Linked DNA regions of Homo sapiens: all the other regions are linked to region 1. Evidence: chromatin loops called from intact Hi-C (ENCODE). Cell type or tissue: dorsolateral prefrontal cortex. All regions are shown on one strand. Each heading gives the region's core, and the rest is flanking DNA. Links, peaks and the distances in the headings are about the cores only. Region 1 overlaps RALY (RALY heterogeneous nuclear ribonucleoprotein). Region 2 has its middle 60 kb from the start of RALY. Region 3 has its middle 17 kb from the start of EIF2S2.

Evidence for each region. Peaks named below come from ENCODE experiments on the same cell type or tissue, not always from the same donor. Only the 100,000 strongest peaks of a DNase experiment are listed, where the experiment ranks them.
Region 2: a loop joins it to region 1, with 9 times the contacts of the local background. A loop is called at or near these places in 84 of 110 quality-filtered maps.
Region 3: a loop joins it to region 1, with 5 times the contacts of the local background. A loop is called at or near these places in 39 of 110 quality-filtered maps.

Annotation. Positions count from the first base shown.
Region 1 is chr20:34,065,123-34,075,310 of GRCh38, reverse strand. RALY (RALY heterogeneous nuclear ribonucleoprotein) reads right to left here. Exons shown (of 10, transcript NM_016732.3): 3 at 2,981-3,245; 4 at 1,676-1,748; 5 at 1,445-1,492. The coding sequence starts at 3,236. Among named protein-coding and RNA genes, the nearest start is that of MIR4755, 21 kb to the right of the region's middle. In dorsolateral prefrontal cortex, for the core only: CTCF peaks have their summits at 5,080 and 5,280 (motif pointing right); DNase peaks (open chromatin) are centred at 5,300 and 5,887; H3K27ac peaks cover 354 bases.
Region 2 is chr20:33,928,773-33,938,960 of GRCh38, reverse strand. No RefSeq gene overlaps it. Among named protein-coding and RNA genes, the nearest start is that of RALY, 60 kb to the left of the region's middle. RefSeq lists an enhancer at 5,263-5,763. In dorsolateral prefrontal cortex, for the core only: a CTCF peak has its summit at 5,347 (motif pointing left); a DNase peak (open chromatin) is centred at 5,290; H3K27ac peaks cover 920 bases.
Region 3 is chr20:34,124,559-34,134,746 of GRCh38, reverse strand. No RefSeq gene overlaps it. Among named protein-coding and RNA genes, the nearest start is that of EIF2S2, 17 kb to the right of the region's middle. RefSeq lists an enhancer at 4,750-5,044 and a silencer at 9,984-10,053. In dorsolateral prefrontal cortex, for the core only: CTCF peaks have their summits at 4,687 and 4,888 (motif pointing right); a DNase peak (open chromatin) is centred at 4,956; H3K4me3 peaks cover 689 bases.

The DNA of each region.
Region 1 (10,188 bases), core at 3,315-8,314:
AAAGGTCAGGGTACTGAGACCCTCAATTCACGAACCCATGACCTCAGAGGCATAAGACTGAACTCTAAGCCCTTTCCTTACTTGACCTCCTTAATCACCACATCCTTCGTGCTCCATTCCAGAGACAAAGGCCAGGGGCTTGGTAGAGTATCAAGGTTGGGCAGCTCAATCAGACCCCCCCAGGGCTCCCAGGCTGTGCACTGCCCCCAACCAAAGTCATCTCCAAGCCCTCTCTAGGAGGGCTTCCTTTCCAGCTGACCAGGCAGAAACTCAGTAGGCTGAGAAGTGGTCTCTCTGACATCTGTTGCTGCCACCTTTTTCAGGGAATCGCAGCCCAGGGGGTAAACTTTGGGTCAATTTTCCTGACAACGGCCAGGAAACCTGCCATCACTGGGCAAAAGCCCCATTCCTTGGGGCTCCTTTGTTCAGGGAGCCCCTTCCTGGAGGTGGTGATGGCTGCAGATGGAGAGTCTCTGGGAATGGATCCGATCCCAGACCCTGCATTTCTGCCCCCAAGGGGAGGGAACGGCTCTGGCCTTGGTCAGAATCACTGAACCACAGAATCCCAGAGCTGGAGGAGCCTGGAGAGATCACTTGGTGCAAGCCCATTTCACAAACTGGGAAGGGAATTTGCCCAAGATCACATAATCCATTCAGTGGCAGAGCTGAGATTAGCATCTAAATCTTCTGACCCCCAGGCTAAGACACTTTCCACTACACCACACTGTCTCCTGAAACGACTCACAGGGGCGGGGTGGGGATGGGGGCGGACGACTCATGCTCAGAGAGGCACTGTTCTTCTTGGGCTGCCTGGGGTGGGCTAAGCTGGACAGAGGGAGAGAAGCAGGGAGGAGGAGAGATTTGAGTTAGTATCTACCATGATTTCTACTCAAGAATGTGGCTAGTGCTGTTGTAGTGGGAGCCCACAGCCTCTGGGCTGGAGTCTGGGTAGGGCTTGGGAGTGCAGGGTAGACCACAGCCCGCCAGGGACTAATTAGACTTCCAAATGGCTGCTGGCCTCTTGTCTCTAAATATAAACCCAAGAAGCTTAGACTGAGCTCTGGGGCTCCTACCAGCTGCTTGGGCACCTCACAGAGGGAAGGGCTCAAACTCCCTGCAACCAGCGCTGTACCCTGTTGTGTATTCCAACTAGCCACACTTACATAGCTCTTGGCTGTACGGTCTCCTTGAGCCTCACCCAAGGACAAGAAGGAAAAAGGGCAGTTAGCATGGCAGACAGTGTTGTATGGTGGTAGGAGCTCTGGCCTGAGCACCTGCAGCACAGGACCCCAGTCTCAGCTCTGCTACCGACTGGTGGAGCAACCCCAGGCAAACCTCTGGGTTTTGGTTCTCATTTGGAGAACTCAGTGGGCTGCACCAACAATCTCTCAAGACCCTTCCAGCTTGGCTGTTTCATGCCTGGGCACGCCCCTCCCCTGCTCACCTGTCGTAGAAGTCGTCCCGGTAGTAATCATAGTCAAAGATGTAGCCACTGGGGAAACAAAGGGGAGAGGGCTGGAGCTTAGGGACGGCCACTCAGCCCACTTTCCACAGGCCCTCATCTCCAGACACCTCCCCAAGTTCTAGATTCAGCACACTGTCACACCAGCATTTACTCCCTCTGTGGAAAGAGAGAGTCATCCCACCAGACAGACAGACAGTCAGACAGCCCCACCTGTATATGGCAGATGCTGCTCTCTTTAGCCCCTTGGGTCTGTCAGGCTTAGGCTCTCCAGCCATGTTGATGTCTGTGTGGAGGGAGAAGGCAGAGTTGGAATGCTAACATGACAGTGTGCCCACACACATCAACCTCATGCACACGCACAGCAATTCATGTGCTTACACGGTATACACATGGATTCTGCTCACTGATGGTGCCAACAAAGGTCTTCATACATCTAATCTTCAAACATTAGATTCATATCCAGGTATCACATGGATATGCCTGTTTATATGTCCATACACTTTCAGATCCATCCAGGCATGCTCATAAACATGTCCTCCCCCCCGCCCCACCACACACACACGTCGAATATTCCTATATGCATTCTCAAATACACTCATGTAAATGCGTAACACATCAGGTACATGGGAACGCATACACAGAGCCACACTCACACATACATTCACATATCCAGGTAAGAAACTCACACACAGGTAACGTGTATTCTCAAGTACACTCAGTATAGACAACTACCCACATGCAAATGAGCCAATGCACATTCACATGGATGTTCTACCAAACACCTTCATGCCTAGAATAGTCCTTACTACATGAAAAGGTCTCAATAAATACCTGGTAAATGAATATATGTATATCTGCTGACACATTCAAATATGTTCTCTCTCTCACACACACACACACACACACACACACACACTACATCTATACATACAAGGGTTGTGTCCACATATCTCCACATGTTCAGTCAATCCATATACTTCTTGTTCAGGAAAAAACACATACAGATACCCCTTTTCAAACATACACATATACACAGGAGTAAATGCACATGCATGAACACTGTACATACTTCAAGAGAGACCACTAGCATAGTCATATCACATGGACATGACACCAAAACCAAGCGTATTCACACTGTCCTTGTGCTCTCAGGCCCTCCTGCTCGCTCTCAGAAAGGGTTCTAACCTAAGTCATCTGTACCCGGTGTAACAGGCTGTTCTAGGCCACTCTGTTCTCTTTCTCTGGAGAATCTGCATTTTAACTGGAACTGTAAAGCCTGTCACTAAGAAGCTCTGAGAAAGCAGAGACAGGTCAGAAGTGTTTTCCAGAGGCTTCTAAAATTCTTCCCTATAGGGATTAATTTTATAACTATTTAAAACTTAAACATAGCTTATAAATTTATAAAATCTCAGAGCAGTGGTAGCGGTGAGAGAAAGAGAGAAGGGGGTTGAGAACTGGATAGTGATAGCAGCTATTCTAGAGAATACTAGGAGAATATAGTGAAGAGAGGCTTACCCAGGGTCTGCCCGGCCAGCACCCGCCCATTCTCTCCCAGCACAGCTGCCCGGGCATGGCGCTCATTGGAGTACTGAACAAAGGCATAGCCCTTGTGCACAGAACAGCCGGCCACACGGCCATACTTAGAGAAGATGGTCTCCACATCTGATTTCTTCACCAGAGCTGTGTTGAGGTTTCCAATGAAGACTCGAGAGTTGATGGACTTGGGGTCATTCTTGTTGGTTACATTGCTTGCCTGAAGCTTCAAGGACATGGTGCCCACCTGAAGAAAAAGAGCCTCGGTGAAGCTGGGTCCCTGGGCTGGGCTCAAGGACTGCCCACGGCCCATATCCTGGATAAATGAATTGCCTCTTACCTTCCTTAACCCTTATAGCATCCAGCCTACCTGTTCCTGCATCTTGTTTTCTTGTCATATTACCAAGAGTTGCCACATATTGGCTGCTGACCTCATGCCAGGTGCTTTACATACATTCCCTCATTTGTTACTCACATGATATGCAGAACCACAACATTTTACAAGGGAGAAATCTCACATTCAGAGAGACCACAATGTTAGTGAATGGCAGGGCTGGGATCTGACCCCCTGATCTGCTTGACTCTAATTCTTTTGAGTCTACTCCTTTAATGCTCATCTCAAATGTTATCCCATTCAGGATCTAAATTTGAAGATCTTCAATGTAGAACCATGGTCACATGGTATTTGCAAGTGATGTTTACTCTAGACCACCACCATATGATGAAAATTGCAGGGGCCGGGCATGGTGGCTCACAACTGTAATCCCAGCACTTTGGAGGCCGAGACGGGTGCATCACCTAAGGTCAGGAGTTCGAAACCAGCCTGGCCAACATGGCGAAACCCCGTCTCTACTAAAAATACAAAAAATTAGCCAGGCGTGGTGGCGGGTACCTGTAATCCCAGCTACTCGGGAGGCTGAGGCAGGAAAATTGCTTGAACCCAGGAGGTGGAGGTTGCAGTAAGCCACTGCACTCCAGCCTGGGCGACAGAGCCAGACTCTGTCTAAAAAAAAAAAAGAAAAGAAAAGAAAACTGCTTAGTCTGATCCAGACACAGACCTGTCTGAATTGCTACCAACCATTTTGAAAAGGGTATGCTAGCTAAGCCCGATAATGGTTTGAATTTGTGTCCCCGCCCAAATCTCATGTCTAATTGTAATCCCCAGTGCTGGAGGTGGGGCCTGGTGGGAGGTGACTGGATCATGGTGACTGAAATCATGCATTTCCCCCTTGGTGCTGCTCTCATGATAGTGAGTGACTGCTCGTGAGATCTGGTGTTTAGACGTGTGTAGCACCTCCCACTGTCTCTTTTCCTCCTGCCCTGGCCATATGAAGACGTGTCTACTTCCCCGTCGCCTTCCACTATGATTGTAAATTTCCTGAGGCCTCCCAAGAAGCAGAAGCCTGTACGGCCTGCAGAACTGTGAACCAATTAAACTTTTCATTATAAATTACCCAGTCTCAGGTATTTCTTTATAACAGTGCAAGAATGGACTAACACAAAGCCTCACCAGGCACTCGCTGTGGCTAAGGGTGGTATACAATACTGAATAATCCCAAGATCCCACAAGTTAATGTCATGATTACTCATATTTTACCAGAAACTGATTGACAAGTTCATTAACTTACTAGTAATGAGCATTCGAACACAGGTCAGTCTGTCACTAAAGTCTATTTCTTTCAACTTTATCATTTTGCTTCCCAGAGCTAAAGCCAATTTAGATACCACAGAAAGTCAGCACATTCACCTGAGAATTATTTTTAATAAATTTATTTTTTAGTTACCCATATTAATACTAACTCGTTCAAATTTTGTTCTGTTTGGCTTAGAGATGAGACTGCACCTACCCTTTGCTCTCTATATTCTGGCCAGGTCTTTTACCCCAAAGGGCTGTACAAATTTTTCCCGTACAGTTTACGGCTGGGCATAGGCTCCAAGAGGAAAGGGGAAAGGAGAGAAGCTCAATTTCAGTAGGAAAAGCCTCAAGTTAAGCCTTGGCAGTTCCCGGCCCAGTCTTCTGCTCATTGGTACAGGTTGATGCCACTCCCTTTTGGAACCCTCCTATCTCAGTAACCTAACCTTAAGGCCATTTCAGGTGATAAAAGACTCCAAATAGCATATATAAAAACTTTCATCAGTCTGCCAACCTATTTACCTAATATTTTGGGGGGACTTCTTTTCAGTGAACTGGAAAAGATACATCTGTATCTCTTATCCCACTAGGGGATAAGAGACTCTTTTTCTCTTAAATCCTCCCAGCCTGGAAGCTGGCACGTTCTGACCAGCAGGTGGTACTGTTTACAAGGGAATCATAGGCTGGACGTGAGCCCAACTTGGGAAGAAACTGCTCCCAGGGTTAGGCTTAAAGTGAACCCAATGGATATACTAGAGTCAGCAGTGCATTATCTCAGATAAAGGAAAGGGGCTGAGAGGGTCCCATCACTGCTACTGATGAAGGGGCTGGTGCCAGCTTTGGAACTGACTTGGAAAGAGACAGACTCTTGTTACTCAGTTTGCCTTTGGTTCCACTCATCTACACTTATCAGGCAGTGAGGGACACAAAGGTAGTAACACACTGTGCATACGAGGCAGGAAATGCTCAATACATGTTTTTCCCATGGGCTTGCCATTCCTCACAGTTCTCGCTGACAGTCCCTCTCCTACATGGATGACAAGCCATTCAAGGGTTAATTCCTTGTCTATCCACGGGTATACAAGAAGTTAATAGGGCCCCTGTGTGGGCATCAGATGATTCTCTCCTAGGTGGTTCAGCTCAAAGTGCTATAGTTTTGGCCTAGGGAGAAGCCACCTGCTTTGGCTAGAGGGAGTCAACCAAGCCTGGGGTGTGGATAGAGATACAAAGAGTGACCTCTACTGGGAGCCACAAGCACCACTGAGCAGGAAGCATTTGCTGAACAGCTGTTCGTGGTATTGTGACGAGATCAGGACTCACCTTGACTGGTGAGCCAAGTTTTTAAGGTTTGGCCCTGCCAGTCTTTTCTCTCATTCCTTGGGGTTTGGAATGATGTACATAAAAGGACTTTGCAAACCCTAAAGCCCTTCACAAGATCTTGTAATTACACTGGCTTGCACCTCTTTATTCCAATACTGCCATCTGCGAACCCCATTCTAGATGAGGGTAAAGGTCACAGTGGAACACATTCTGTATAATGCCAAGGAGGGGCAGCCAGAAGCCATGGCATATGAAGATCAGTTTTCTGATCTGTAGAGGAGAGACTTGGGAAGTGTATGTATGTGGTTGCAAATGCTGCTCTGGGTGAGAAATCTGCAGTTAAAAGGAGAAATGCTCACCTATGGCATGCGCTAGGTACCCAACCTCTTGAGCTCCTCGTCTAAACAGCCCCCTATCCACTTTCATGCCCTGTACACTCCTTTGGAAAGTGGGATGTGCTACAGTTGTGTGGACTCCCTCAGCCCAAGGAGACAGGTATCTGTGGGGGTGTGCAAAGGCTTGAGTGACCACACACATGTTGATGAGGCTCCTCTAAGTGAGGGATAGAGGTGGGAAAGGGAATGAAAAGGAGGTAGAGCCAGGCTAGGTCTCCCTGAACTGCCAGGTTCAAGTACAGAATCCTAATGAGTCCAAGAATTCTAAATTAAGACATGGTATTCCAGGTTGTTGGGAACATCACAATTTATTAGCTTCATTCAGAACCTTCAAATGTTTAAACATATGGTACATGGGTCTCTATTTGTACTCTTATTACTCTGCCCTGCAAATGTTATAGGGCAGGCCTGACAAAACTCGGGGCACAGTAAGTGTTCAATCAATGTTAGGGAGGGAGTGGTTAAACATATGTCCCAGGAGGTGGTCAGAAGGTCTAGCTGTGGGCTGCCTTAAGTGGTTAGGACCACTAGGGCAGAGGTCCCAGATACCATTTTCTAATCTTTCAACCAAACACCCACTTCCACAGACCAACTCAATCCCTCCCACCCAATTCTTCCTATGCTTTTCAAGGTACCCCCTAGCTTAGAGTGGCAGCCCTAGAAAATATTGACATCCATTCAGCAGGAGCTACTTCACTTGGTAAGCTATTTCCTGCCCTGGGCCAAGCTCTGCCTCACAGATTAGCTGTGTAATTGAGAGCAAGGTGTCTGCAGCCCCCAGGGGTCCTAGGTTTAGCAATGAGCTGAGGAGAGGTGGGTAGAAGGATTGTTCTTGGTGGCTGGGGGAAAGGAGAGAAGCAAATTTATTCCTAGAGACTTCTGCAATGTCAGATGAGCAGAGACCTGTGTGCACATGGAGCTTATAAATGCTCTTACTCGGAAGAACAGAAGAGAAGTTTTACCCACAGTAAAAACTTGGCCAGGATGCTACAGCTAGTGAGTAGCAGAGACAAGATTACCCCATGGGTCTTCTGACGCTAAGTCTAGGGTCCTTATATTCCATTTTTCATTTGGGGCTGGTAAGAGACAGGCCCCCAGGACACTGAGGAGCTGGGAGAGAGCACAGTGTCTCAAAAAAAAAAAAAAAAGAAAAAAGAAAAAAGCTACGTTTGAGAAAACTGGGGACTGGCTCCCCAATAAGTGCCTTCACCTTTACCTGCAGGAGAAACAATTGCTGCATAAAAGCTGGGCCTTTTAAGCTAATTAAAATCCACTAGTGAAACAGGCTTTGAAATGCAATTTACGGCTCAAAGGGATGGGCCTGCTTCTCCAGGCTAGTAAGAGTAGAAGAAATGTGGCAAAAACAAATTCAACAAAAAACAAGCCTGAACATGGAGAAAAGTGGCAGGGGTTTGCAAAGGTAGAAAAGCCCTAAAAGGTACCTCTGATCTTTGGGTAAATGAGACACCCAGAGAGCCGTCACAGTAACAACAGCCACTGGCTGGGCACAGTGGCTCACGCCCATAATCCCAGCACTTTGGGAGGCCAAGGCAGGTGGATCACTTGAGGTTAGGAGTTCAGGACCAGCCTAGCTAACATGGTGAAACCCCGTCTCTACTTTAAAAAAAAAAAAATTAGCCGGGCATGGTGGCAGATGTCTGTAATCCCAGCTACTTGGGAGGCTGAGGCAGGAGAACTGTTTGATCACCGCCACTGCACTCCAGCCTAGGCGACAGAGCGAGACTTTCCGTCAAAAAAAGAAAAAAAGAAAAGGACGGCCACTAATTACTGAATGCTGCACAGTATTACAGTATTTAACCCTCACAACAGCCCTGTGAGGAGGTGTTTGACATAGGGAAACTGAGATAGGTTCAGAGAAGCAAGGTAACTGGTTAATAGAGCAAAGCCAGAACTGGAATCAGGACCTCAAAAACAGGCACCTGCAGGGGCAAGATTGCACATGGCACAGGGATGCCTTGGGTTCTGACTTCCCTGGCAAGATTATGTTACCTTGAGTCAGCCACACACGCTCTCCTTGGTCCTCACCCTTTCCCTTTTCTACTACAATTCCTCACAGTTGTACAGAATTTTAGTGAACAAAGCCAGTTTATATCTCTTATGGTATGAATGTGCCTCCTCCACCAAATCTGTGTGTTGAAACCTAATCCCTAATGTGATGGTATTAGGAAGTGGGGCTTTGGGAGTGATGAGGTCCCAAAGGGAAGGGAAAGACCTCAAGAATGAGTTTAATACCTTTAAAAAAAAAAAGAGCCCCAGGCCAGGAAGTGGCTCACGCAAGTAATCCCAGCACTTTGGGAAGCCAAGATGGGAGGATCCTTTGAGGCCTGGAGTTGGAGACCAGCCTAGGCTACATCATGAGACCCCATCTCTACAAAATAAACAAATAAGAGGCCCAGAGAGCTACTTTGTGTCTTCTATCATGTGCGAACACAGTGAAAAGATGGTTGTCCATGAAACTGTAAGAGGGCTCTCACCAGACATCTGTTGCCCAGGCTGGAGTACAATGGCACGATCTTGGCTCACTGCAACCTCCGCTTCCCGGGTTCAAGCAATTCTTCTGCCTCAGCCTCCTGAGTAGCTGGTACTACAGGTGCCCGCCACCACAGCCAGCTAATTTTTGTATTTTTAGTAGAGACGGGGTTTCACCATGCTAGTCAGGCTGGTCTCGAACTCCTGATCCACCCTCCTTTGCTTCCCAAACTGCTGGGATTACAGGCATAAGCCACTGCACCCATCCCGCCCCATTTTATAAATGAAAAAAAAAAAAAAAAAAAGAGGATCAGCAAAGATAAGTGACTTACTTAAGGTCAACCAGCTGGTGAGGGGAGTGTAGCTAGGGGTCCTGAATCAAGGCTTCTTACTCGACACTCTCCATTCCACTGTCTCAATGGCTGTCTTAACACTCTAAAACTCTGCCATGTCACCCCTCATGTGCTCCAAATCCTATCAGATCAAGTCTAGTCTCAGGCACTCAGAGAACTCTGTAAATCCTCCCCAGCACTAAATCTCTTCCTCCTGAAATACTCATTTCAAGGGAGGAGCTGCTGCTTTAGGTCTTGATGCCCCCAATGCTATTTATAGTCTCTGTCTTGGTTCAGTCCTGCTGGACCCCTCTGGCCTTATTCTCCTGCATGGGGATGAGGGTCACAGCAGCCTGTGGCCAGCTCTCTGCCCTTAGATAACCCTGGGGACATCCGGGTGGTTCAGAAGGAAAACAGCTACTAGTGATGGGAAGACTATTTCTGGAGAAAGTCAAGCAATTAGACTCATCAGTGTCCAGGGCCTCCTTGGTCCAGAGGCTCCTGCTTTTACCAGGCGGCCAGGGATGACAGAACATCTATTAATCTCATTAAACTGGCCAAGCCCTGGTTCATTAGCAGTGCCCAAATGATTGTTACTGGCCAGACAGGACTAATTTCCCAAGGAATGCTCTTTAGTTCCTGACCATTCCCACTCTCATGAGTCAGCTCCCTGCATGTCAAACAGCAAAAGCTCCTGGATGGGTGAAGTGTAAGCAGTGCAGGCTACAGGTCCAGAAGGCTTGGCCTTGGCTCTGCTGTTCTTAGTCATGTGACCTGCAACAAGTCATTTAACTTCCCTAGGCCTTCTTGTCTTTAATCCGAAAACAGAAATAATCTCTTCCCTGATTACCTTTCAGGTCTGATACAAGAATCAAATAGGCTAATTGATGTGAAAGCGCTCTGTTGCATCTGTAATGTACTATCAAAGAATATGGATTATGCCAATTTCTATTATTACCCACTTCCTATCTCCTTCACTCACTTAACAAACATTTCTTGAGTGTCCTCCTCTGTGCTGGC
Region 2 (10,188 bases), core at 2,235-7,234, 140 kb after region 1:
AGAGGTTGCAGTGAGCCAAGATCACGCCACTGCACTCCAGCCTGGGCAACACCGTGAGACTCCATCTCAAAAAAAAGAAAAAACAAAAAACAAACTATGAGCTTTCTTCTGGCTCTGCTTTCTGGGGAACCCAGGCTCTGGCAAGTGTTCTAGGCAGGGAAACAGGAAGTGCAAAAGCCCTGAGGTAGGAGCAAGATTGGTGTGGCAGAGGAATAGCAAGGAAGCCTGGTGGCTGAGGCAGTGGGAGAAGGACTGTGGTAGGTGAGGAGACCACTAAGGTGCCTCTGAAACTTTAATGTGCATTATGAATCACCTGGGGATCTTGTTAAAATGCAGGCTCTGATTCAGGTCTGGGGTGGGATCTGAGATTCTGCTTTTTTTTCTTTTTTTTTAATTTTAGAGATAGATCTCACTCTGTCATCCAGGCTGGGGTGCAGTGGTGCAGTCATAGCTCACTGCAGCCTTGAACTCCTGGCGATCCTCCTGCCTTAGCCTCCCAAGTAGCTGGGACTACAGGTGCATGCCACCATGCCTGGATACTGCATTCCTAACCAGTTCTCAGATGATATTGATACTGCTGGCCGATGGACCTCACTTTGCGTAGAAAAGGTGTCAGCTATAGTAGGTTCTATATCTTTTACCCTGAATGAGATGAGAGCAAACGGAGGGTTTGGATGGATAAATGACATCATCTGATGTAAATTTTTAAAGAATACCAGGCCCAATGTGGTGGCACACGCCTGTAATCCCAGCACTTTGGGAGGCCGAGGTGGGTGGATCACCTGAGGTCAGGAGTTCAAGGCCAGCCTGACTAACATGGTGAAACCCCCATCTCTACTAAACACAAAAAATTAGCTAGGCGTGGTGGCACATGCCTGTAATCCCAATGACTTGGGAGGCTGAGGCAGGAGAATTGCTTGAACCCAGGAGGTGGGGAGGTTGCAGTGAGCCAAGATTGCACCATTGCACTCCAGCCTGGGCAACAAGAACAAAACTCCATCTCAAAAAAAAAAAAAAAAAAAAAAGATACCACTGTCTGCTGGGAGGAAAATAGGTGGGGAATGGGGGTGATGAGCTTAGAAACAGGAAGGTCAGTTAGGAGGATCTGGCAATAATCCATGTGAGAAATGCCCTAGGAGTCATTAAGATTTTATCTAAAAGTTTCAGTCTTTTCAATTTAGTATTTATAACTATTTCCCAAAATACAGGACACACATCACTGGTGGTATATGAGCTCCTAAATTTTAGGTAGGACACAAAGTAACCATGTTTTATTTTTATGGTTATGTGTTTATTACAAGTATTTTTGCTTTTCATTTTTAGTGATGATACACAGTTATCTTTTAAAATAAAAGTTTTTAAGTTTATGAACTATGTATTGATTTAAAGTGAAATGTTAAGTAAATTAACAGTGGTGATACAAACATGGCAAATGTGAAGCTGTCTCCCAAATGCCTGAGGTCTAGGAAACGCTGACTTTAAAATAAATAAAATTAGGCTGGGCATGGTAGCTCACGCCTGTAATCCCAGAAGTTTGGGAGGCTGAGGCAAGCAGATCACTTGAGGTCAGGAGTTCAAGACCAGCCTGGCCAACATGGTGAAACCCCGTCTCTACTAAAATACGAAAATTAGCCAGGCATGGTGGTGTGCACCTGTAATCCCAGCTACTTGGGAAGCTGAGTCAGGAGAATTGATTGAACCTGGGAGGCGGGGTTTGCAGTGAGCCGAGTTCTACAGCGGGGGTTGCAGTGTGCCACTGCACTCCAGCCTGGGCAACAGAGCAAGACTATGTCTCAAATAAATAAATAAAGTAAAATAAAATACATAAAATTATTACTGGTTATTTTTTTAATTTCTTTTTTTTTATTCATGATCCTGCTCGTTCTATAAGGTGGTTATTTCTTAGGGTAATTTTTTTTCTTGAAGAACCCGTCTCGAATTCTCTAATAAAAAAACAGTGAGAAAATGGGAACTCAAATCTGAGACAGGGTTTGTGAGCCACCTTTTTAAAATGCACCCAAGTGTAATAAACACTTCTCACAAAGTCATTGTCCAAAAGGACAGCCCTTGAGTAATGGGAGGCACGGTTGAAAGAGTCACCCCGTGGTGGCTGATCTGAGAGGAATGAGCTGGACTCCAGTTAAGGCAGTTGTCCTCAAGCCTGGCAGGGCATAGTCACAGCTTTAAAAAAAGAAAAAAAAAAGCCCAGGCCCCACCCCAGGTCAATCACATCGGCATCTCTGAGGGCAGGATCTGGCACCTGTGTGCTTTGAAAGCTCCCAGGTGATTCCATGCCTGTCTGTCCTCTTGTTCCTCCTTGGTACAGAGGAGAGGGTATGGCTTTTGGGACAATACAGACCTGGGTTCAAATCTTTCCACTTGCATGCTGTGTGATCTTGAACTATTTATTTGACTGAATTTCCCAAATGCACGCAGCTCATCTGTACAATAAGAATCGTCATACCCGCGCCCCCCCCACCCCCACGGCTTAGGGTAGCTGTGACAATTCAATGACACAAGATTTGTCATGTGCCAACAAACAACATGCCAAACAACAGGGGTTCGGTACACTCTCATCCCCTCCTTTCCTCAGTGACACTCCCGCCACCCAGACGCTGGCACAGAATGAGTGTCTGGTAGTAGGACTTCAGCTCCCTTGAGGGATCAGAGGGTGAAGGTCTGAGCTGATTATTTTGGGGGATTAACAATACCTATGAATCAAATCCTTAATTCATTGTTTTCTATTTTTAATTAATATTTAATTATGTCAGTAAAATGGAACCATTCTTTAAAAAAAAATTATGAACGGAGCACAAGTTTTCTTTGCCCACCTTCTGCAATCCTGGTCCATGGCCCCTTTCCAAATATTGAACTTGGCAAGTGCCTTCCAGATCTTTCAAAAATATATTCACGCATTTTATAGGAACCCATAGAAAATATATAATATTATTTTGTATATTTTAGTAAATAAGTGGATTTTTTACCATATATATCATTATGCAGCTTTTCTTTATGCAACAGTGTATTTGCAAGACTTACTCATGTTGTTACATATGCCTGAGTTCATTCCTTTTAGCTCCTTGATAATGTTCTATCGTAAGAATTACCATAATTTATGTAATTATTTTCCTCTTGATAGACAGATTCTTTCCAACTTCTTACCATCACAATCACAGCTCCCGAGGACATCCTTGTATTTACCTCCACGTACTCATCTGTATTTTTAACCTTTAAAATTACTTTTTATTCGCTCTACAGTGGAATCAGCACTGGATTGGGGGTCCATGCACTTTGACCTGGTTGCCTGGCTCCTCTGAATCCTAGGCTCTCCCCTTGGCACAGATCTTTGCTCCTTTTCCACCACGATTCTCTTACCTTAACCACTGCAACTGCCTTGTCACTGAGCTCCCCATCTCTGGCCAGGTCTCTGGTTCCTCCCAATCCTCACCTAACATCAACCACCATGTCATTCTGCTTAAAATCCTCCATTGGCTGTAGAGCCTGGCTCCAGTGAGGGCAAAACCTGCCTGGGTGAAGCACAGAGGCCCAGGGCTGGGGAGCAGGGGGTCAGAGGGCAGGCAACGGCATTGAGAAGGGCCACAGGGGACAGCACAAAATCAACCTGCCTGGAGAACTCCCTGCTGACCACTCAAATACCCAACCCCATGAAGCCTACTGGGGCATAGCTGCCACTCCCACCTCCTGAACTTGCCTGGGACTGTGTCCTGCTACTATTTCACACTCTGCACCCTGACTTTTAGCATGTTATCTTCCTGCCGGACTCCCCTTGGGCCTGTGAACTCCTCAGAGGCCAGGAGTGTGTCTCTGAATCCTCAGCGGCCAATACAGGGATTGGCTTAAATAGCAGGTGCGACTCCATGTTTGTTGAACAATGGCATGAGCTTCCGCTTGAAGCTTGGTGGGCAGAGCAGCCCTGACAGGTGGTCAGCAGCAGGAGACCCCATGTAGGTGTCAACTGGGGATCCTGAAGTTGGCCAAGTATAGTTTGCAGCATCCAAAATGGCAGGGGGGTGCCAGACTGGTCCTAGCTGGGCTGGAGTCTCAGTTACCTATTGCTATTTAATACGCTACTCCACTCCAAATCTCAGTGGCTTAAAATGATGATGTTTATTGTATTAGTCACGGTTCTCTAGAGGGTCAGAACAAATAGGATATATATATGTATATATATATATATATAAAGGAGAGTTTATTAAGTATTAACTCACATAATCACAAGGTCCCACGATAGGCCGTCTGTAAGCTGAGGAGCAGAGAGCCAGTCTGAGTCCCAAAACTGAAGAACTTGGATGCTCAAGGGCAGGAAGCATCCAGCAGAGGAGAAAGATGTAGGCTGGGACGCTAGGCCCATCTCACCTTTTCACTTTTTTCTGCCTGCTTTATATTCTAGCCATGCTGGCAGCTGATTAGATGCTATCCACCCAGATTGAGGGTGGGTCTGCCTTTTCCAGCCCACTGACTCAAATGTTAATCTCCTTTGGTAACACCCTCACAGGCACACCCAGGATCAATACTTTGTATCCTTCAATCCAATCAAGTTGACACTCAGTATTAACCATTACAGTCCACCCTCCCTCCCTCCCTTCCTTCCTTCCTTCCTTTCTTTTTGGGACAGAGTTTCACTCTTGTTGCCCAGGCTGGAGGGCAATGGCTCAATCTCAGCTCACCGCAACCTCCGCCTCCCAGGTTCAAGCAATTCTCCTGCTTCAGGCTCCCAAGTAGCTGGGAGGCATGCGCCACCACACCTGGCTAATTTTGTATTTTTAGTAGAGACTGGGTTTCTCGGTGTTGGTCTGGCTGGTCTCAACCTCTCGACCTCAGGTTATCCACCTGAGCCTCCCAAAGTGCTGGGATTACAGGTGTGAGCCACCGGGCCTGGCCTTCATTACAGTTATTTCTTATGGTTCTAAGGGATGTCCAGACGCAGACGGGAAGTTCTGCTCCACAAGGTATTTTTGGGGATCACTCCCACATTCAGCTGGAGCTGGAACATTCAAGACACACATAGAAAGGTTCTGGCCCCTTCCCTATCCAGGGGCTCATCCCTGAACCTCAGCCTTAAATGGCTCCTCCCATTGCCCTGCCTCTGTGTTCCTTCCTCTATCCTGTCTTTGTGGCAGCCTTGGTTGTCAAGGAGTAGTTGGACCGGCTGGGCCCTGGCTGGGCCTGTCTCCAGAAGGTTAGTTGGATTTCTTTCTCAGTGGCTCAGGGCTCCAAGAGAACAGAAGCTGCTAGGCCTCTTACAAGCCAGGCATGGAACCGGCACAAGTGAAAGCAGGTCACAAGGCCAGCCCAAATTCTAGGGAGGAGAAATAGTGCCACCTCTTGACAGGAGCCTGCGTGTCCAGGGACAGGAGGCGTTGTTGGCGGCCATCTTTGGAGGCATCTCCCTCAGCTGGGAAAGGAAGCCTGAACCCTTGTTTTCCAGGTGCCAGCCTTTATCATCACCTTTATCTAGGTCTTAGGTGGGGTATTGGTAGGAGGAGGACAGGTGGTTGGTAATCCTGTGGGAGTGGCTCAGCATTTGTAGGGAAAAATCCAGAGTTGTTAAGAATTGCCTAGGCCAATTGCAGTGGCTAACAACTGTAATCCTAGCACTTTGGGAGGCCGAGGTGGGCGGATCACTTGAAGTCAGGAGTTTGAGACAAGCCTGGCCAACACGGTGAAACCCCATCTCTACTATAAATACAAAAAAAAAAAAAAAAAAAAAATTAGCTGGGCGTGGTGGTGGGTGCCTGTAATCCCAGCTACTCGATTCTCTAGCTGATGCAGGAGAATCACTTGAACCCGGGAGGTGGAGGTTGCAGTGAGCCGAGGTTGCAGTGAGCCAAGGTTGCACCACTGCACTCCAGCCTGGGCTACAGAATGAGACTCCAATCTCAAAAAAAAACAAAAAAGAATTGCCAAGGCCATCAAAAAGAGGAGGTAGATGAAGGGAACATAGAGGCAGGACAACGGTAGGAGGGGTCAAGGCTGGGGTTCAGGGCTAAACCTCTGGCTGGAGCAGGGGCCAGAATCCTCCTGCCTGTGTCGAAGATGGCCATCATGTCAGGCTGAACAACCATAACCTGATTTCAGCAAGAAGAGGTGAGAAGAAGCATCCAGAAGTTGCCCACCACTCTAATATGTCAAAGAGACCACAGGTCTCACCCCTCCCCACCCACCTGGGCTGGCACTGAACCCCTCACCTACTGGAATCATTTCTAAGCCCACCCCATCCCCATGCCCAGTTACGGACCAGACAGTTTCCTTGGTTTTTTTTTTTTTTTTTGAGACAGAGTTTTGCTCTTGTTGTCCAGGCTTGGGTGCAATGGCAGGATCTCGGCTCACCATAACCTCTGCCTCCCGAGTTCAAGCGATTCTCCTGCCTCAGCCTCCCAAAGTAGCTGGGATTATAGGCATGCACCACCACACCCAGCTGATTTTGAATTTTTAGTAGAGATGGGGTTTCTCCATGTTGGTCAGGCTGGTGTTAAACTCCCAACCTCAGGTAATCCACCCGCCTCGGCCTCCCAAAGTGCTAGGACTATAGGCGTGAGCCACCGCGCCCAGCCCAGTTTCCTTGTATTTCAATTGCCCCCAGTAATAGACTAAGAATATCTGTCCAGTCTCTCCTCCTAATAAATATTTGAACAGCGGTTTGTTAATTTTTCTTACCCTTCATGATGGAGATTAATTGCTATTTTACATTACATGCAACTTCTATTAGTTTGGGATTTGCTTCCTCAGTGATACCACAAACATTGGGCTTGAATAACACATTTTAACCTAGACAAGCTCATTAAATTCTTGAAGGTGCGTGGACAGAAAGGGGGGAGAACTGGCCCTAGTTTTGCAGTTTTGAGGGCATCAATTTAAATCCATCAGGCAAGTGCCAAACAGGTTTGGGGTTGGGACATGCTCGATGAGGAAGGATGGAGGTTACTGGAAGGACAGTCCTGTTCAGTCCTGCTGCATCTCAGGCCACCAGAACCAGCCCTTCCCCAGAACCAGCCCTTCCCCAGAACCAGCCCTTCCCCAGAACCAGCCCTTCCCCAGAACCAGCCCCACCCCACCTGGCTTCACCCTCAAAGTGTCCAGAGCCTTGGTGCCAAAGAGTTCACCCTGACCCAAATAGGACTGTTGAATCCTATTTTTTAGGGTCCAATTTTACTCCTTGGACCTGACAGTCCTGCTGAGAGGGGTAAAGTTTTCTCACCTGTAAACAGGAGTGGTCATGCCCATTATCATGTTCACCATCATTATTGTCATAAATATCATGCTACCCCTAGACCCAAGGGTTGGACCCTGCTAACACCTGGGATGCACCCCCACTTGTGACTATAGCACCCTATATTATTAAGAACCCCTCTAGTCTTGAAGCCAGCCAACCCAACCACTCCCACTCCTCTCTGACTCGAGACCCTGCTGGCTCCATTGCTTCCTCTCTCCTGCCTACACAGATTATGATCGTACTCCACTTTTTTTTTTTTTTTTTTTTTTTTTTTTTTGAGGCAGTCTTGCTCTGTCACCCAGGCTGGAGTGCAGTGGCACGATCTCAGCTCATTGTAACCTCTGCCTCCCGGGTTCAAGTGATTCTCGTGCCTCAGCCTCCCGAGTAACTGGGATTACAGGCACCTGCCCCCAAGCCTGGCTAGTTTTTGTATTTTTACTAGAGACGGGGTTTCGCCATGTTGGTCAGGCTGCTCTCAAACTCCTCACCTCAGGTGATCTACCTGCCTCACCCTCCCAAAGTGCTGGGATTACAGGCATGAGCCACCGCGCCTGGGCCAATACTATTTTAAGACCAAAGAATCTAAGACGTTTCATAGAGTTATAGAATCAGGTGTCTGTAAGTTATTCTTAGCTTCCTGAAAGACTCCTAACTTCTAGATCAGGGGTGCCCAATCTTTTGGCTTCCCTGGGCCACATTGGAAGAAGAATAGTCTTGGGCCACATGTAAAATACACTAACGGTAGCTGAAGAGCTTATATAATTTATACATCACAAAAAAAGTCTCATAACATCTTAAGAAAGTTGGGCCACATTCAAAGCTGCCCTGGGGTGCTTGCAGCCCACAGGTTGGACAAAATTGTTCTAGATCTTAACCTCTGGTGTTAATCATTTGACGCCTTTCAATTATGCTGAGAATGAGAAAACATACTTGAAGTCATAACCAGAAGCAGCTACGGAAGAAGTTGGTATTTAACACTAGTCATTAGTGCAGACTCCCACAGGTACGGTTCTTTTCCCTGTGGGTCTTTACATCTTTTTTTCCTCCAGGGGCCTCAGTCAGGCTCATCACAATTAACCAGAAAGGTTGTGATCATGTTTTACCTCAAAAGAAAAGGGCATGTGGCCTCGATTCCTGACCTTCTGGGTAGCTCCTGGCCTGTATGCAGATTTGCTCAACTTTCACTCTACAAACCATGGATTTATTTTGGGGGGCATATTTACATAGCCACAGAATGTCTTGGGGCTACCTTTCCCCCAGAGCAAGAGGCATCAACTTGCCTGATAATTCCATATTTGAGGGAAGAATCTGGAAGAGTCCAAGAGAATTTGCTGCATCTAGATAGGGAAGAGGCTAAACTAGCTTAGGTTCCAGAACACCTAACACCCCACTTATGTAACTACTTGGAGAGCCACGGGGGAGAGGCACAGGGCAGTGCTCATAGGTACCAGAACTAGAGACTCAGGAACCCAGAAACCCTTTCCCTCTCTTGGAATCCACGTTTCCCTCTCTCCCCTCCCACGCCAGCTTCCTCTGCCCGTATCTCCACATCATGTCCACATGCCACCTAACTGTTTGGGTTCCCCCAGAAGCTGACCTTGAGACAGAGGTTCAAGGGCAAGTCATTTACTTGGGAGGTGATCCCAGGAAGTACCAGTAGGGGAGTGGCAAAGTGAGACAGAGAAAAGAAAGGCACATGATCAAGCCAGTTACCCCGTGGGCAATGGGAGCCCATTCCTGCCCGGGGATGCTGGAGACAGTGTAGATCATGGAAGCAGAGTTGCCCCACCCCAGGCAAGGGAGCTGGGTCTGTATCCCATCAGTCATTGGTGGAGGGCTGCTTCTGGCCATTAACCCTCTAGTAGGCTTTCCCTGCATGCAGGTGGACGTGCCCTCAGCAGAAAGCAGCCAGATAAAAGCCCTCAGGTGGGAGGTGGCAGGTGTTTGCGATTATACCTTCAGGGGGTAGAGCTGAGGGTCTTGCAGACATAGGCAGGGCACCAGCCATGGTGGCTCCCTTGCCCCAGCCCAGATGCTGTGTGAATTTTCATCTCAAGCCCTTTGTTATGGGCTGAATTGTGTCCCCTAAAATTCATATATTGAAGCCTTAATCCCCAGTACCTCCGTATCTGAAGACAATATTTTAAATATTGTCTTCTATCTAAAGATAGAACCTTTAAAGAGGGGATTGTATTAGCCAGGCATGGTGGCGTGCACCTGTAATCCCAGCCACTCAGGAAGCAGAGGCAGGAGAATCGCTTGAACCTGGGAGGCGGAGGTTGCAGTCAGTGAGCTGAGATCGCACCACTGCACTCCAGCCTGGGCAACGAGAGTGAAACTCCGTCTCAAATTTAAAAAAAAATTTTTTTAAAAAGAGGGGATTGAGTAAAATGAGGCCATTAGGGTCAGCCATAATCAGAGCTTACTCTCCTTGGGAGAAGAGAAAATTTGGACACACAAGAGAGACACCAGGGATGTGCACCCAGAGGAAAGACCCCATGAGGACGCAGTGAGAACGTGGCCATTTGCAAGCCAAGGAGGGAGGCCCCAAGAGAGGCCAGCCCTGGGCACAGTGGCTCACGCCTGTTATCCCAGCATTTTGGGAGGCCGAGGCGAGAGGATCACTTGAGCCCAGCAGTTTGAGACCAGCCCGGGCAAAACAGGGAGACCTCTGTCTCTACAAAAATAAAAAAATTAGCTGGCGCTGGGCGCAGTGGCTCATGCCTGTAATTCCAGCATTTTGGGAGGCCAAGGCGGGCGGATCACTTGAGGTCAGGAGTTCCAGACCAGCCTGGTGAATATGGTGAAACCCCCGTCTCTACTAAAAATACAAAAAAAAAAAAAAAAAAAAAAACTAGCCGGGCATGGTGGTGGGTGCTTGTAATCCCAGCTACTCAGGAGGCTGAAGAAGGAGAATCGCTTGAACCCAGGAGGTGGAGGTTGTACTGAGCCGA
Region 3 (10,188 bases), core at 2,838-7,837, 60 kb before region 1:
TTTGGGAATCTGGTTTAATAACTATGTTTCCTACAATTAGCATATAAGGGGGTTTTACACAACTTTGCAAAGGAATTGTCAGACTGGAATTTAGGTCAATAGTATAAGATGGCTTACGGTCTTTTGTTCCTATAACTTGATTTCCAGACCAAATTCCAATGTGGTGCGAGGCCACATAAGCCTCCATAATTCTAGATGTTCAGGACCAATGACAGGACTTATTATCTTTGGTCTTGTAGCAGAGATTCCTTTTTCTGCCCATTCCCAAGGGTAGGGAGATTCTAACCTTTTGTACTTATTTTTATCTAAACCTTCTCTGAAGTCACTGTTCACAGCCGGACTCACATGTGCACTGGAACAAGATTGAGTTTGTCCTGTGCAACTGCGGTAGAATTGACCTCGAGATGCCCAATCTATAATAGTTCTGAATTCATTGTTTTGTAGTATCACCGCACTATCAGCCACACATTCTTCCCAAACTAAAACTTCTGGGCTTTTTGATCCTTTGGGAATTTCCTTGGGCCAAGGCTTCCCCTTAGACTTAGATTATAATGATCTTTAATAAGAAGGGTCCTGTAAATAATTTACCTGTGGCCTGAGTGACATTCCACTCACCATGTGATAAGTAAATCTACTGGTGGTACTGACAGTAGGTACTTCTACCAACCAATTTTGGGTTTCAGGCATTAAGCATCCTTGTGCCCTCCCTAGGCAAATAGGAGTATAACGATACTCAATTGAAATATTCATCATCATTCCTTCTTCCTCGAGTTGGGCAGGGCAACGATCCTCTATGGGGCCAGGTACCCATGCACTATTATTAACATATACTTCAATAGGATTATCCATCCATGTGACTGCCCGAATTAAGGGTGGGAAAGGCACATAGGCCCAGTAGGTATAATTAGCTGCAGCTGCTCCTGCAGACATGGGGTGACTTACCACTGTTGATACAATCATCAAAGCTGCAAGCAGCATACTCTCTGGAGTTTGTGTCACCCTTGTGTTCTCTAGGCTTTTTTCAGAGAACTGTGTCAGCTTTTTCTTTTTTTTTTTGTTTTTTTTTTTTTGTTTTTTTTTTTAATTTTTATTGATCATTCTTGGGTGTTTCTCACAGAGGGGGATTTGGCAGGGTCATAGGACAATAGTGGAGGGAAGGTCAGCAGATAAACAAGTGAACAAAGGTCTCTGGTTCTCCTAGGCAGCGGCCTTCCGCAGTGTTTGTGTCCCTGGGTACTTGAGATTAGGGAGTGGTGATGATTCTTAACGAGCATGCTGCCTTCAAGCATCTGTTTAACAAAGCACATCTTGCACCACCCTTAATCCATTTAACCATGAGTGGACGCAGCACATGTTTCAGAGAGCACAGGGTTGGGGGTAAGGTCACAGATCAACAGGATCCCAAGGCAGAATAATTTTTCTTAGTACAGAACAAAATGAAAAGTCTCCCATGTCTACCTCTTTCTACACAGACACCGCAACCATCCGATTTCTCAATCTTTTCCCCACCCTTCCCCCCTTTCTATTGCACAAAGCCGCCATTGTCATCCCGGCCCGCTCTCAATGAGCTGTTGGGCACACCTCTCAGACGGGGTGGTGGCCAGGCAGAGGGGCTCCCCACCTCCCAGCAGGGGCGGCCGGGCAGAGGCGTCCCTCACCTCCCGGACGGGGCGGCTGGCCGGGCAGGGGGCTGACCCCCTCACCTCCCTCCCGGACGGGGCGGCTGGCCGGGCAGAGGGGCTCCTCACTTCCCAGTAGGGGCGGCCGGGCAGAGGTGCCCCTCACCACCCGGACGGGGCAGCTGGCCGTGCGGGGGGCTGACCCCCCCACCTCCCTCCCGGACGGGGCGGCTGGCCGGGCGGGGGACTGACCCCCCCACCTCCCTCCCGGATGGGGCGGCTGGCCGGGCAGAGGGGCTCCTCACTTCCCAGTTGGGGCAGCCAGGCAGAGGCACCCCTCACCTCCCGGATGGGGCGACTGGCCGGGCGGGGGGCCGACCCCCCCACCTCCCTCCTGGACGGGGCGGCTGGCCTGGCGGGGGCTGACCCCCACCTCCCTCCCGGAGGGCCCCCCACCTCCCTCCCGGACGGGGCAGCTGCCGGGCGGAGGCGCTCCTCACTTCCCAGAAGGGGCGCCTGCCGGGTGGAGGGGCTCCTCACTTCTCAGATGGGGCACCTGCCGGGCGGAGGGGCTCCTCACTTCTCAGACGGGGCAGCCGGGCAGAGACGCTCCTCACCTCCCAGATGGGGTGGCGGCCGGGCAGAGGTGCTCCTCACATCCCAGACGGGGCAGCGGGGCAGAGACGCTCCCCACATCTCAGACGATGGGCGGCCGGGCAGAGACGCTCCTCACTTCCTAGATGGGATGGCGGCCGGGAAGAGGCGCTCCTCACTTCCCAGACTGGGCAGCCGGGCAGAGGGGCTCCTCACATCCCAGACGATGGACGGCCAGGCAGAGACGCTCCTCACTTCCCAGACGGGGTGGCGGCCGGGCAGAGGCTGCAATCTCCGCACTTTGGGAGGCTAAGGCAGGCGGCTGGGAGGTGGAGGTTGTAGCTAGCCGAGATCACGCCACTGCACTCCAGCCTGGGCAACATTGAGCACTGAGTGAACGAGACTCCGTCTGCAATCCCGGCACCTCGGGAGGCTGAGGCTAGCAGATCACTCGCGGTTAGGAGCTGGAGACCAGCCCGGCCAACCCAGCGAAACCCCGTCTCCACCAAAAAAATACGAAAACCAGTTAGGCGTGGCGGCGCGTGCCTGCAATCCCAGGCACTCAGCAGGCTGAGGCAGGAGAATCAGGCAGGGAGGTTGCAGTGAGCCGAGATGGCAGCAGTACAGTCCAGCTTCGGCTCGGCATCAGAGGGAGACCGTGGAAAGACAGGGAGAAGGAGACCGTGGGGAGAGGGAGATGGAGACAGAGATGGAGAGGGAGGGGGAGAGGGAGAGGGAAAGGGAGAGTTCTTTTTTGTTTAACCAATTGAGTTTTGAGTGTTCTATTAGTTCTTTCAACTATGGCCTATCCTTGGGAATTATAGGGAATTCCTGTTGTATGTGTAATTTTCCACTGATTTAAGAATTTTTGGAATGTTTTACTACAGTATCCTGGCCCATTGTCAGTTTTAATTTTTTCCAGAACTCCCATGAGAGCAAAACAATATAATAAATGTCTTTTAACATGGGAAGTACTTTCTCCTGTCTCGCAAGTTGCCCATACGAAATGTGAATAAGTATCAACTGTCACATGGACAAATGATAATTTTCCAAATGAAGATACATGTGTGACATCCGTTTGCCATAACGCATTAGGACATAGACCTCTGGGATTAACTCCCGCCTCTTGAGTGGGCAGGTGTAGGACTTGACTCTGGGTGCAATGTTGTACAATATTTTTTGCCTGTTTCCATGAGATATCAAATTTATTTTTAATCCTGCTGCATTTACATGAGTCAAAGCATGAAGTTCTTGTGCTTTTATGAATGCAGATGATACCAGTAAGTCAGCTTGTTCATTTGCTTTAGTTAAAGACCCTGGTAAATTAGTGTGTGCTTCAATGTGAGTAATACAAAATGGGAAATTTCTTTTTCTCACAGTTTGTTGTAATAAGTTGAACAGCTGGTTTAACTGATCATCAATACTATATTTGATTAGGGCTGTCTCAACATCCCTTGTAGCCTGTACTACATATGCAGAATCTGATACAATATTAATAGGCTGATTAAAATCTTGTAACACTGTAATGACTGTAACCAACTCTGCTCTTTGAGCCCAGTGATATTGAGTTTCGATGACTTGTTCTTTTGGCCCAATGTAAGCTGCTTTTTCATTGCTGGAACCATTAGTAAACACCGTCAGAGCATTTTCTAAAGGTTCATGTCTGGTAATTTTAGGTAAAATCCAAGTAGTCAATTTTAAAAACTGGAAGGTTTTTGTTTTTGGGTAATGATTGTCAATAATTCCCACAAAATCAGCAAGACCAGTCTGCCATGTACAAGAATTGATAAAGGCTTGTCTAACCTGTTCCTTGTTTAAAGGAACAATGATTTTGTCTGGGTCACTTCCACACAATTTTATTATTCATAACCTTGCCTGACCAATTAATGTAGCTATTTGATGCAATGTAAAAGTCTTAATTGTACTGTGAGGAAGGAATGACCACTCCACAAGATCAGTATTTTGAACAATGATGCCTGTCAGAGAATGTGCAGTAGCAAAAATCAAAAGTTGGAGTGGGACCAAGGGATCTATTCTATTTACTTGTGCTGACCAAATTTTTTCTTCAACTAATTCAATTTCTTTTGCTGCCTCTGGGGTCAATATTCTTTTACTATTTAAGTCCGGGTCCCCTCTTAAGATAGAGAACAAATTTGACATGGCATAAGTAGGAATGCCTAAAATTGGCCAAATCCAATTAATATCTCCTAGCAATTTTTGAAAGTCATTTAATGTTTTTAATGTGTCTTTTCTTATTTCTATTTTTTGTGGTTTAATTTTTCTATTTTTTACCTGCATCTATGTTAACTGGGATTGGCGGCCCTATTTTTGCGGATCTGTTGTTGTACCCCATCAATCCACCAGGTCTTAAATTGTAAAAATTGAGAAGGTGAGAGTGATGATTTGGCCAAAATTTCCCAGTCATAAGGAATAAGTCTATTTCCATGAGCAATGGAATCTAATAATGTTCTCATATAAGGAGAATTGGGTCCATACTGTTTTACTCCCTCTTTCATGTCTTTTAGCATTTTTATAGAAAAGGACTCATATCTGGCATCAGCTTGGGGAGGGCCCTTCTCCAGGTAGTATGGGCTCTAATATTACTTGAAATTAAAACGCCTCAGTATCTCTCCTTGTTTTCTTGCCTTCTCAATAATTTCATGTAATGCACCATCCTGTCCACTAGGTGGTGGTGTAGGATTAAGTCTCATAGTGGGCAGCTGAGGCTATATCGCCGTGCGTGCCCTGTGGTGCTGGAAACGTTCCTGGCTGTCCATACTGATTTTCTGGGGGGCGGCTGATACTGAAGTTCGGCTGGCGGTCAGTATTGATAGGGTACTGGCGGTTGGGTCTTACTTTCTACCAGCTGATATTGTGAATACTGTATCTGGATTGGCATTGCTGTGATAGAGACTATCCTTTTCTATCTGATATTCTCTTGGGGTTTGTACTTGTCTAACCTGCATTTGAGGTTGTAATGTTACGGGCATCTGAACTGTGGGAGGAGGAGTTGGCCATCGTGGGTTAGACTCTGATGGCCCCAATAGTTCTAGACCTTTTCCCCCCAATTTTGATGGTTCATAATATATTACCTCCTGTAATTGGTTGTAGTCAACATTTTCCGTTGACTGAGCCATTACACTCTTCTACCCTTTTTTTCTTTTTTTTTTTTTCGAGACGGAGTCTCGCTCTGTTGCCCAGGCTGGAGTGCAGTGGTGCCATCTCGGCTCACTGCAAGCTCCGCCTCCCAGGTTCACGCCATTCTCCTGCCTCAGCCTCCCGAGTAGCTGGGACTACAGACACCTGCCACGACGCCTGGCTAAGTTTTTGTATTTTTTTAGTAAAGACAGGGTTTCACTGTGTTAGCCAGGACGGTCTCGATCTCCTGACCTTGTGATCCATCCGCCTCGGCCTCCCACAGTGCTGGGATTACAGGTGTGAGCCACTGCGCCCAGCCAGACTCATCTACCTTTTTATACTGTGAACCTTGCGTTACTTTCTTGAATTCTGTCCCTGCCTCTTCCTCACAATCTATTACACAGCTTTCAGGGGCATCAGAAACTGAAACGCTATCTTCTTCTGTTTGAAATGATTCTAAACCTATTTTAATAATGGCCCAATCATTCCATACTGTAAGTGGGATGATTTTATCCTCCCTATTTGCTTGTTTTAATTCTTTGCCAATTTTTTCCCAGTCTTTTAGATCTAACGTTCCCTATTCTGGAAACCATAGGCAGAATTGTTCTATTGTTTGAAATAGCATGATTAGATTTCTGTGGAGGCTCTAACTCCCCCTCTTCTTAAAATAACTTTAATAAAGCTGAGATAAGAGGCATATTTGCTTTCAGTTTGACCCATTCTTACCCTGGGTTTCTCTGAGTGCACAAGCTTACCACAAGGCTGATCATGGAAGTCTTCGGGAATCTCTCGTCGATTTGTCTTCAATGATCACACTCTAGCGTATCTTCACCGTAGAGAAAGGAACCCACATTGGGCACCAGATGAAGAGGGCCTGCCCCTGCACACCTGTGGGTATTTCTCGCAAGGTGGAGACGAGAGACTGAGAAAAGGAAATAAGACATAGAGACAAAGTATAGCGGAAGAAAAATGGGCCCAGGGACCGGCGCTCAGCAAGTGAGGACCTGCACCAGCGCTGGTCTCTGAGTTCCCTCAGTATTTATTGATCACTATCTTTACTATCTCAGCAAGGGGAATGTGGCGGGGCTATAGGGTGAAGGTGGGGAGAGGATCAGCAGAAGACCATGTGAGCAAAGACTCTGTGTCATGAATAAGTTTAAGAAAAGGTGCTGTGCCTGGATGTGCACAATCGCTAGATTTATGTTTAAGCTTACATAAACACCTCAGTGCAGTAAAGAGTAACAGAGCAGTATTGCCGCCATGATGTCTCATCTCCAGCCATAAGGAGGTTTTCTCCTATCTCAGTAAATAGAATGTATGGTCGGGTTTTACACCGAGACATTCCATTCCCAGGGACGTGCAGGAGACAGATGCCACACTCTTATCTCTACCGCATAGAGGCCTTCCTATTTCACTAATCTCCTTAGCACAGACCCTTTACGGGTGTCGGGCTGGGGGGCTGTAAGGTCTTTCCCTCCCCACGAGGCCATATCTCAGGCTGTCTCAGTCCGGGGAAACCTGGACAATACCCAGGCTTTCTTGGGCAGGGGTCCCTGCGGCCTTCCACAGTGCATTGTGTCCCTGATTAATAGAGAATGGAGAATGGCGATGACTTTCACAAAGCATACTGCCTGCAAACACATTTTTTTTTTTTTTTGAGAAGGAGTGTTGCGCTGTCGCCCAGGCTGGAGTGCAGTGGCACGATCTCGGCTCACTGCAAGCTCTGCCTCCTGGGTTCATGCCATTCTCCTGCCTCAGCCTCCCGAGTAGCTGGGACTACAGGCGCCTACCACCACGCCCAGCTAATTTGTTGTATTTTTAGTAGAGACGGGATTTCACCGTGTTAGCCAGGATGGTCTTGATCTCCAGACCTCGTGATCTGCCCGCCTCAGCCTCCCAAAGTGCTGGGATTACAGGTGTGATTTTTTTTTTTTTTTTTTTTTTGAGACGGAGTCTTGCTCTGTCACCCAGGCTGGAGTGCAGTGGCTCAATCTCGGCTAACTGCAAGCTCCGCCTCCCAGGTTCATGCCATTCTCCTGCCTCAGCCTCCCGAGTAGCTGGGACTACAGGGGCCCGCCACCACGCCTGGCTAATCTTTTGTATTTTTAGTACAGACAGGGTTTCACCATATTAGCCAAGATGATCTCGATCTCCTGACCTCATGATCTGCCCGCCTCGGCCTCCCAAAGTGCTGGGATTACAGGCATGAGCCACTGCGCCTGGCTGCAAAAACATTTTTAACAAAGCACATCCTGCACAGCCCTAAATCCCTTAAAACTTGAGTCAATACAGCACATGTTTTTGTGAGCACAGGGTTGGGACAAGAGTTACAGATTAACAGCATCTCAAAGCAGAACAATTTTTCTTAGTACAGATCAAAATGGAGTTTCTTTTGTCTTACTTTTTCTAGATAGACACAGTAACAGTCTGATCGCTCTTTCTTTTCCCTATACATTTTGAGTTGATTTTTTGCGTATGGTGAGAGACAGGAGTTTAGTTTCATTCTTCTGGATATGGATATCCAGTTTTCCCAACAACATTTTTCCCCAATGTATGTGCTTGGTACCTTTGTCAAAAATCAATTGGCTGTACGTGGATTTATTTCTGGGTTCTCTTTTTGTTCCCTTGGTCTGTGTTTTTATATCAATACCATGCTGTTTTGGTTATTAGAGCCTTGCAGTATATTTTAAATTCAGGTGGTGTGATGCCTCTAGCTTTGTTCTTTTTGCTTAGGATTGCTTTGACTATTTGGACTTTTTGTTCCATACAAATTTTAGGATTTTTTTTCTGTCTTTCTTGTTTTACTAGAGCAAATCCTCCAGTGCTTTCCTAAGAAAAGTTATGTGGGGATGAGGGGTAAATTTCTGATCCTTGCATGCCTAAAAATATACTTATTTATTCCTCATACTTGACTGATAATATGGCTTAGTATAGGAGTTCTAGATTGAAAACGTATTTTCTCTCAGAATTTTGAAAGCCTCCCTATATCGTCTTCTAGCCACTAATGTTACTATGGACAAAAATGCTATTCCTATTACCTGCTCTTTCATAAGTAACCTGTTGCCCTTTCCCTGCCCCCTCCTCACCTCCTATCACCAAGATTTTTGATTTTCTCTTTATCCTTTGTGTTAAAAAATTTCATGATGATGTGCCATAATGTTTTTCCTTTGTTTTGTTTTCTTTCATTATGCTGGGCACTCAGCAGGCTCTGCCACTCTGGAAACTCAGTTTCTTTGATAATTTTCTTCCATTTCTTCTGTATTTCCAGAACTCCTGTTAATCTAATGGTCGACCTTATGGATTCATCCTCTAATTATCTTTTCTCTTTTATTTTTCCATTTGTATTTCTGTTCTACTTTCTGAGAGATTTCCTCAACTTTATATATTAAGACTTATATAAATTATTTATTTTTCTATTATTATTATTTGAGAACAGGTCTTGCTGTATTGCCCAGGCTGGAGTGCAGTGGCATGATCATAGCTCACTGCAGCCTCCATCTCCTGGGCTTGAGCAGCCCTCCTGACTCAGCCTCCTAAGTAGCTGGGACCACATGCATGAGCCACCACAGCTGGCTAATTTTTTTTCTTTTTTTATTATTTATTTATTTATTTATTTATTTATTATTTTTTTGAGATGGAGTCTCGCTCTGTTGCCCAGGCTGGAGTGCAGTAGTGTGATCTCGGCTCACTGCAAGCTCTGCCTCCTGGGTTCATGTCATTCTTCCGCCTCAGCCTCCCTAGTAGCTGGGACTACACGTGTTCGCCATCATGCCCGGCTAATTTTTTGTATTTTTAGTACAGATGGGGTTTCACCATGTTAGCCAGGATGGTCTCGATCTCCTGACCTCGTGATCCGCCCGCCTCGGCCTCCCAAAGTGCTGGGATTACAGGCGTGAGCCACTGAACCAAGCCTAATTTCTCTTTTTAAAAGAATGTTTAGCAGAGAAGAGGTCTATCTAATATTGCCCTGGTTGGTCTTGAACTCCTGGCTTTAAACAATCCTTCTACCTTGGCTTCTCAAAGTGCTGGGATTACAGGCATGAGCCATAATGCCCAGCCAATTTTTCTATTATATTTTTAATTCCCCAGAGCTGTTACTTACTCTATTTTTTTTAGAGCATTTTATCTTTGCTTTATGGATGCAGTATTTTCTATTATCTCTCATAGACTGCTTATTGTTTTTTAAAAATATTTTTCTGTTCTCTTCAGTTTCTGTTCCCTTTGAGTTTCTTTTTTCTCTATTTGATGCTGTCTTTCCTGGTGGAGGTTTATCTTAAATATCTGGTGACCCTTTGTTGTCTCTTCATATTTAAGAGTGAGTCACTAAGTATTTGGAAGCTCTGTGTTAACAGGAAGTTTATCTGTAGGATGATAAAGTGGGTACCTAGGTGTTTTGTTGGGGGACCTCAAATATCAGTATGTATAGATCTTTCCTCTGGGGTTAATTAATTAAAATTAATTCCCTGATATCTTGCCTGGAGAATACAAGCCTTGCTGTCAGCATTCCTGGAATAAATTTCAGCAGGAGGACTGAGTGCGCTTCACCATTCAGCATGTAGACAATTCATCTAATCTCTGTTTTCAGTCTGAAATCCTCCTACCTTAGCCTCCCTGCTATTATATCTTTAGCTGTGCCTGGTATCTCAGTGTCTGGAACTTCTCTACCTCAATTTTGTCCCAGGGGCTGCTAGGGAGATGAAAGGGTAGTTGTCTAAGTGAGTAGGATGGAGAAAAAGACCTGGCAGTTTCACTTCCTATAAAGGCTTTCAGCCAAACCCTCTCTCTTCTGCCTCTCACATCACCTCTGATCTGCTCTGTCCCAGTCCTGACATTCTAG